Linked DNA regions of Homo sapiens: region 1 is linked to region 2. Evidence: chromatin contacts called from ENCODE Hi-C or POLR2A ChIA-PET data. All regions are on one chromosome and are shown on one strand. The core of a region is the stretch at or near the end of the contact, and the rest is flanking DNA. Distances in the headings are between cores, read along the strand shown. Region 1 overlaps DYM (dymeclin). Region 2 has its middle 25 kb from the start of DYM-AS1.

Region 1 (4,334 bases), core at 963-3,462, 96 kb before region 2:
TACCAACACAGGAGGTCATAGTGGATATTTGGCCTTCATAGTGTTTTGTCACAGTTCACGTCTGTTCCAGTGTTGTTACTGTTTTTGGGGGCTATGTTTTTCAGCACTATCACTAGAACCACTGCTTAATGAATGCTTGAGAGATATTGTTGTAGGATATAAAAATATTTTCAATTATAATAACAGAGTTTGTAAAATAACAGCACATTAGTCATCATAATCATTTACTGAAGTTCCACTGTACATAAACAACAGGGAGATTCACACGGTACTGTGCAAAGATGGCAAATGTTCTGTTTATCAGCCAAAGTGGCACCACCATGTGGTAATAGCATAAAAACAGGTTAGAGTTCACTGGGCCCTCCAGCTTGGATGTGTTCCTATTCCAGATAATTTTTTTAAATATAGAGAATTCATATTGTTTCCATTTTTACATAAAGTAAGACCTTGGTTTGTTGGTTGGTTTGGGGGTATTTTTGTGGGATTTTTTTGAACTATTTCAAATTTATGTAAACTATACCATGTGAACCAGTACAAAAAAATCTATGAAGATTAAAGTGGCTACTCCCAGGAAGTGATGGATCTTGGTGTGTAAGCTCAGTCAAGAACAAAGTAGAAATATCGAGGCTGCCAAAAAAGGACACTGCAATGGAGTCTGGGGAAGGTTAATCTTGTAGTTCACTGTAATACTTACCTTAAAGCAAAATGAATTACAGTGTGCAGGCTAAGTGCTGGAATGTTAATATTTGTTCATTTATTATACTATATTCAAAAATAAAATGTCATTTATATTTGAGACAGTGACATATAAACAAAAATGTAACTCTTTTCGTTTTTCAGAATTATGGCTAAATAGAGAAAATAATTGATCTATGGTGGGTCCCAGGCAAGTTGACTCTGATTTAGAGCAAGATCCTATTGAGGCCAAGGTCATGGGTAAATTTCTTAAGAGGGCCAGTTAATTTGGTTCTGGAACATAGCAAGAAGTTGTACTCCTGACCTCAGCTTGCCAACTCACTTCATGGTTGCAAAAGGATAGAAGATGGATGATTCAGTTTAAAAACAAAACAAAAAAAAAAAAACACTATCACCAGTACTAGAAAAGATTACATTTACTAAAATTACATTTACCCACAGATGGTGAGTCATCCTAGTTGGTTTAAATGATAGCATATTATTACCACAGATGTTACTAGAAATAAAAGGCTGTTTATCCTTACAATCAAGCCTTATCTCAATTATTTTAATCATCTTTTTGGATTGAGTGTTTATAATAAAATGAGTCACTTAAAATCTCTAGAGTTTAATTCACAGAATACCACGGTATCTAAAGTTGATTCAAAATTCAAGCTGTGTTGAGTAATGTTTACATGATACTACATGACAGCACATTATAGTCTTTGGAGTAGTTTACTAATATATACTGATAAAATAATTGTCGGGTGTGTAATAATAGTTTCATACATGATATTGATGTAAAAGAGTTGGTTTCAAATTGGAAATGCTGTCTTAATAAGCCCTCTATGAAAATGTGGAATAATATATACTAATTGATTTGTTGTTTCTTAAAATATATAAATTAAACACTTAGAAACTCAGAATTCTTTACTACTACCTTCTGGGTTGTTAAGAGGATCACAGCGCCCCTTACTCATGAAAAATTCACCAGCTAATGTCAGCTGAAGCCGATGAGCCAAAAGTTTTAGAACTTTCCCTTGCATTGTAGAATTGAAGCCAACTTTGTAGAAGTAGTATTCTTCCAATTTTGGGCAAGTAAACAGTAAGATCTGGAAGCCCATGGAAGAGTAATTGACTTCCAACCAAATAAAATATTTTTCAATCAAATATTATTTGACATAGCCTTCTAAAATATTTGTGTAATATCCTATGTGGGAATGCATACTATTTGGATAAATCTGTCTATATAGTTAAACAACTTGGCTGTTCAGAGTAAATAGTATTAATATCATTCTAAACATTCTCTTCTTACTGGTATTCTGTGAAGTCTGGGAAAGGCAATACCAGGTAATTATTTTTTCCGGAGCCTCCTGCTTAAACAGAGACCTAAAGAACAGGCTCTGAAATCCTGAGTCACTTATTTCTCCTTTAGGATTTGGAAGGAAATAAATAAAGTTAGTATGTCCTCTGGGAGCCGACTTAGAAGCCGCAGCTCAAAGCTCTCACTGTCTGTATCCACAACAGGGCATGTTCCTGGCTCGCATTTTGCTTACTGTGGAGCAATTTGAATGTCATGGTGATGGGTCAGAATTCTTCCAGATCCGTGCGTGTTCTCATACCACTACCACCTCAGATTTTATTATGTTGGGCTCTCAAGTCCCCTCTTTTCTTCAGTTTAGTGAATTATCTATGTCATTTGAGGATTAAGAATTTTACTGTATTTAGTGTTTGAAAACTAGGTAGTGCTTTTCAAGGGGAATTAACCAGAAGATAACTTATCTTTTAGTGTAAATAAGAAAGTGTGGAATAATATGTTATTGACATTAACCAAACTTCATTTACTCAAGACACTTGATAAGTCATAGGAATTAAAAGTAATTACCAGTTTCACACTAAATGATTTTTAAAGCCTTTATTTTATATCCACTTTTTAGAATACTTTCATGGTTGTTTTTAGTTGCATAAAGAAAAATATAAAAAATCATATCAACTAACTTGCTTAAAACCTTTCACTTTGCTCCTATTCAGGGGTCTCTTCCCTATCTCACCCTAAGCATCTTTCGTTTCTTTGTCAGTTCTCTATCCCCAGAGCAGATTCCTGAGTGCTGTACTGGGAGGGCCCCTTGGGGTCCCACAGGAACAACCCCCATGTGTCCACAGTCACTCTCTTCTGCCTCCCCACACATCCACACTCCTCGTGTATCTCTACCTGTGGAAATATGAATAGCCAGCATCCTCCCTCTAACTCAAAAGTACTGTTAGATCCCAAACCCTAGAAATTCTCATTTCTCAAGTCATTCCTTTCCCTCCACGTTGCCGCCCTCCCATGTGGCTGCTCCACATTTCTCCCACAGTCTATTGCTATAAACTCCTAATTGGGGTCTCCACTTCCACATCCTTCTTCCTCCCCAGGTGTTCTTAGCCCTGTTGCCACCCTTACACCCTGCTCTGATCCAGCACACAAGGCACTTCATGGCCTAACTCCTGACTTAAGTTGTGTTCTTTTTCCTCCTACGGATCCTGTGCTCCAACGCTGTCAGCCGCTGGCCGATCGTCAGGTGGACAGAGTCCTTGCATGCCAGGCCTTTGTGTATGCAGCTTCTGGGTTCTCACAGTTTCATGGCTTGTCTGTCAGGTGAGCCGATCATGCTCCCCGCTTTCTATGAAGCCCACTCTGATTCACCCACGCACACTCGGTGGTTTTCTCCACATTCCTATGGCACACGTATGTCCCTCCATTATAGCAAAACCATCCCCCAGCACACCCATCTCATTCAATACATATTCGTGGGGTAAATTAACTTCACCCTGCCTCTGGATTCCTATTTCTCTCCTTCTTCTCAGCCAAAATCTTGATTTCTCCTTTGGTCCTTCAACTCTCCTTATTCACTGCACAGCATTAGTGCAGAACATTAAAGGAGGGACTCCCAGTGAGGAGTGAGGCTTTTCTCCATGGCTTGCTGTCCCAAGGACCTCTCAGCCCAGGCTCTCTGGTGGAAGACTAAGGGTCTCTTACCGCTAAGCTTTCCCTGCTAGTTGGTTTTCCTGTATTTGGCCCTTCTCCTTCTACCACCCTTCTCCTTCTGTCCCCAGATTTGCTTCTCAGGATGTATGCACCCACCTGTCCCTTTACATTAATTTGCATCATCATCATCATCACCGATATCACCTATAATATACAAGCAAAGCATCTCTTACAAATGTGGTTTGTTTCTTCCTACTGCAGCTCGTTATTTTACCCCCACTTTGACCACAACATTGCTAGGACGTTGGGGAAACAGAAGTGTGTAAGACACCACCTCTGCCCTCAGAAAAATGTATCATCTTTCAGGAGAGAAAGGCACCCCCTTGCGTTGCAGAGCTGAGTAGAGCAGGGCACTTTACGCTGCGTGTAAAATGAATGGTGTAGAAGTTAAGTTCTGGAAGAAGGAGTGGAGACACTGCTGGGAAGAACTAGTCAGGGAACACTGAAGAGAAACCTGGACTTGACCTTCTCTGTCTTAAAGGGATGGTAAGGTTTCCATAAAGCTGGGATGAAAGAGAAATCCAGATGGGGAAATCTGTGTGTGAGTACAAGAGAAGGCCCAAGGCAAGTTCAGCTTAGTGTCCAACTGGAACAATAGGACTCCCCTATTTCTCTCTGCTGTATTAATGTG
Region 2 (4,479 bases), core at 1,510-4,009:
AGGGCCTCTTGTGCTTCTTGAGAACCTCATTTTTCCAGGATACTTTTCCATCAAAAAGAGACTAATGAGCCTGGCACGGTGGCTCAGACCTATAGTCTCAGCTACTTGGGAGGCTGAAGCAGGAGTATCAGTTGAGTCCAGGAGTTCGAGTCTAGCCTGTGCAACATAGTGAGACCTCATCTCTAAAAACTAAAAAGTAAATTTAAGGCTAGGCACTGTGGCTCACGCCTATAATCCCAGCACCTTGGGAGGCTGAGAATGGCAGATTGCTTGAGCCCAGGAGCTCAAGACCAGCCTGGGCAACATGGCAAAACGCTGTCTCTATTAAAAATACAAAAATTAGCCGGGCATGGTGGTATGTGCTTGTAGTCCCAGCTAGTTGGGAGGCTGGGGTGGGAGGTTCGCTTGAACCCAAGAGGTCAAGGCTGCAGTGAGCCATCATCACACCACTGTACTCCAGCCTGGGTGACAGAGCAAGACCTTGTCTTAAAAAAAAAAAAAGAAAGAAAGAAAGAAAAGAAAAGAAAAAAGGCAGGATGTGGTGGCTCACTCCTATAATCCCAGCACTGTGGGAGGCTGAGCCAGGCAGGTCGCTTGAGGACAGGAGTTTGAGACCAGCCTGGCCAACGTGGCAAAACCCCGTCTTTATTAAAAATACAATTAGCTGGGTGTGGTGGCGGGCGCCTGTAGTCTCAGCTACTCAGGAGGCTGAGGCGGTAGAATTGCTTGAACCCAGGAGGCGGAGGCTGCAGTGAGCTGAAATCGAGCCACTGCACTCCAGCTTGGGCAACAGAGTAATACCCTGTCTCAGAAAAAAAGAACAGAGATGCTTGATGTCACTAATCATTAAGGAATGCAAATCAAAATGACAATGAGCTAGCACCTCACACCTATTAGGCTGGCTACTATTTTTTTAAAATAGAGAAAATAAAAAATGTTGATGAGGACGGAGAAATTGGAACCCCTGTGCACTGCTGGGGGTAGGTAAAATGGTGCAGCCGCTGTGGAACATAGTACGGTGGTGCCTCAAAAACCTCCACATAGAATTACCATATGATCCAGCAATCCCATTTGTGGGTATGTGCTCAAAAGAACTGAAAGCAGGGTCTTGACGACATTTCTGCACACCAGTGTTGACAGCTGCACTGTCCACCACAGCCAAGGGGTGGAAGCAACCAAATGACCCTCCGCAAATGAACGGGTAAAAAAAATGCGGCCTATCTACACGATGGAATACTATTCAGCCTTAAAAAAGAGAAGGAAATCCTTTCATGAGCTACAACATGGATGAACCTTGAGGACATTATGCTGAGTAAAATAAGTCAGTCACAAAAGGATAAATACTGTATGATCCCACTTTTACGATGTATCTAGAGAAGTCGAAATCATGGAAACAGGCTGGGCGCAGTGGCTCACGCCCGTAATTCCAACACTTTGGGAGGCCCAGACGGGTGGATCACTTGAGGTCAGGAGTTCGAGACCAGCTTGGCCAACATGGTAAAACCCTGTCTCTACGAAAAATACAAAAATTAGCTGGGTGGGCTGGCACATACTTGTAGTCCCAACTACTCGGGAGGCTGAGGCACAAGAATCGCTTGAACCTGGTAGGTGGAGGTTGCAGTGAGCGGAGATCGAGCCACTGCACTCCAGCCAGGGCGACAGAGCAAGACTCTGTCTCAAAAAAAAAAAGTCATGAAACCAGAAAGTCAAATGGTGGTTGCCAGGGACCGGGGGGTAGGGAAGAGGAGTTGTTTAATGGGAACAGAGTTTCAGTTTGGTGAGATGAGAAAGTTCTGGTGAGATGAGAAAGTTCTGGAGATTTGTCACATGGCAAGGTGAACAAAGTTAACACCACTGAACTGAACACTTAAAAATGGTTATGAAGGTAAATTTTATATTATGTGCTTTTTACCGCAATTAAAAACAAAAATAAATATAAACTGACCAATGAACAAATTATAAAATCTTATTTTAGTGGATAGCCTGTGTTTGCTTGTTTAGGGGCTTAGAGCTCTATTTTTACTGATACACACACTGACTTCATTATATTTTCAAAACCCAACAAGCAGGTCACCTCCATTCTCATCGGCCAGCACCTTCTCCCACCGCAGCCCTGTTCTAGCATCCCACGGCCTCTCGAGATCTTACGTCTTCCCCAGCACCCTGGAAGGGCCCTGGGCAGAGCACAGGGCTAAGACCTGATGCCTGGCCGAGGGTCTTGGAGCCTGAGGACTGTTGGCTCCTGCAGGACAGGCAGCTCTGCTCAAGCCAGGAGAGGAATGTCAGAGCCCAGAGGGTGCCCAGGGCCCCTGAGACGCTTGCCAAAAGGGAAAAGCTCAGCAGCTGGTCAGGGAGGGGACGCTGGGCAGGAGTCCCTTGGCTCTCAACCTTGGCTGCACACTAGAATCTCACGGTTACATCAGAATCAGGATATTTTAAAGCACCCTAGGTGGTTCCAGCATGGAGCCGAGGCTGAGAACCACTGCTCTAGAGAATGGGATGGAAGGGTGTCCCCACGGGGCTCAGGACTGGGCCTGTTGTCAGTGGGAGGTCTGGCTCGGGGCCAGGACACCCTCCCAGCCTCCACCCCAAGGCTGGTGAGCGCAGCTCTCAGCCGCACCTGACCTTAGTCAAGAACTGGCAGGCAGGCACCAAGGGTCCCGCCTGGAATTCCAAGGCAGTCACGCATTCCCCACCACCCTGGGAGCCAGGGGTGTTACATCATGTCCAGGGCCCTGAGTCACTACGGATGTCTCTCCTGATGGCCACAGAAAAGCAAGCACCCAGCAGGAGGGAGGAAGCTGTGAGCACAGCCCCACGCCCACGTCCCCTCTCAGAGCAGCCCCATAAACAGGACCAAGCTATTTTAGGGGAAGAAGATCAAATGTGGGGATCAGTTCCCCCAGCTACTTTTGACTCAGTCCTTCAGGCTATTTCTGTGAGGGCGCAGGCTGGTGTCACCCCGCGTCACCAAGCACTCTGGGCCTGAAATTAAATGTGTCTGCTGGAAGAATGAGTGTGAATTCCTATAGGATAGATGGTTGCCTGGCAACACAGTGTCACGGCCAAAACATGGGCCAGGGCAGGATGGGCGCGGGAGACACTCAGGTTTGCAAAGTGCCAACTCAAGCCTGTGACAGTCTCAAGGGTCTCTGAGACTCAAGAAACTGATATTTGCCCAGGACGCCTGTGGACCTTTAATCACAACGAAAGAGGGTAGAGTGTGGAGCTGAGCCTTGTGCCTCTGGACACATTACAGCCTGGGCCTCTACCAGGACCCAGCACCGAATTATGATCAGTAATTCTGTATTATTTTCCTGAAGGAGACACTCTTGCAAATTGTGTAAGCTTCAGGGCCCCTCAAAACCTGGAGAATCTTCTGACCCCTTTCCATACCAAAAGAAAAACTTCTACGTGTGAGTATCCAGATAAATTTTATGTAAAATAAACACCCCGGCAATGGAAGGCTCATGGACCAAAGCTTTGGTCAAACACTCAGTTAAAATCAGTTCTGGGTAAATAATTGGGAACTGGCAGGAACTTTAAAATCCACCTAGCTCGTCCCTTTTCTAAGAGAGGGAAATGCAGCTCTGAGAGGTAAGGCGGCGCTGCCCCCCTTAGAGGGTTTTCAGCAGCGCCTCCCATCTCTGCAGGTCCCTGGAGCTGGCAAGAAGGGGAATTGACCTATGATTAGTTTTGAAAACGTGCCTGGGAGGTGAAAGACACAGGGTGCAATGTGGCATTTTTATTATTCTTGTGATGTCATCACTTTGAGAAGCTTATCTATACACACATCTCCCCACCCAAACAACAAAGTCAGCTTCAAAAAAGAAAGCCCTGAAGCAAGCTGTTTGTTTCATGAGTTGCTTAGCAAGCCAGAGGCATCTGCTCTCCAGATTCTAAAACTGTAGGTGTCGTGGGCCGCAGAGGCTCCCAGGTCTTGCTGGCCCTGGCCTGCCCTCCCCAGGGCAGCCAGGCCGCAGCAGTGTCTGGGGGGGTAGGGTCAGTTCAGGGTGGTGCCCAGGAGGAGGAGAAGGCCTAAGCCAAGACAAGCCTCAAAGCCTCCTCTTCTCTAGCGCTGGCCCTGCCCCACTGACTTCCAGAAACCTCTGCCAGCCTCCCTGCCTTTGCTCCCAATTCACCCGTCCTCCAGAAGTGAGACCTGGAAAGAATTGCAGAGGTCATTCCATTGTAGCAGCTTTTCAGGTGGAGCCTTGAGGCTCTGATGTGCTCGGGGTCTGCGGACCATGGGCTGCTGACCTCTCATGCATGCTTGGGGGTTTTTTGGGTTTTTGTTGTTGGTTTTTTTTTTTTTCTGAGTCAGGGTCTCACTCTGTCACCCAGGCTGGAGTGCAGTGGTGTGATCTCAGCTCACTGCAACCTCCGCCTTCTGGGTTCAAGTGATTCTCTTGCCTTAGCCTCCTGAGTAGCTGGGATTACAGGCGCCTGCCACCGCGCCCGGCTAATTTTTGTACTTTT

Evidence for each region. Hi-C counts contacts between places; a loop is a spot of excess contacts on that map. ChIA-PET counts read pairs that join two places held with the same protein, here RNA polymerase II (POLR2A). Pooled maps may share reads with other maps.
Region 1: a map of MCF 10A shows a loop between it and region 2 (23-fold over the local background). The contact joins two enhancer-like sites. A Hi-C loop is called at or near these places in 1 of 168 maps with a recorded cell type or tissue (MCF 10A) and 1 of 50 pooled maps. POLR2A ChIA-PET finds 5 or more read pairs at or near these places in 2 of 52 experiments (PC-3 and PC-9).

Annotation. Positions count from the first base shown.
Region 1 is chr18:49,092,196-49,096,529 of GRCh38, reverse strand. The region is part of intron 17 of DYM (dymeclin); the gene reads left to right. Among named protein-coding and RNA genes, the nearest start is that of MIR4744, 45 kb to the right of the region's middle. Within about 2 kb of position 2,212, at least 3 of the 41 ENCODE cell types and tissues checked have a DNase peak (open chromatin) inside an H3K27ac peak, as active enhancers do; they include PC-9, where a contact is called at or near this core.
Region 2 is chr18:48,996,556-49,001,034 of GRCh38, reverse strand. No RefSeq gene overlaps it. Among named protein-coding and RNA genes, the nearest start is that of DYM-AS1, 25 kb to the left of the region's middle. RefSeq lists enhancers at 1-133, 3,821-4,479 and a silencer at 726-915. Within about 2 kb of position 2,759, at least 24 of the 41 ENCODE cell types and tissues checked have a DNase peak (open chromatin) inside an H3K27ac peak, as active enhancers do; they include PC-9, where a contact is called at or near this core.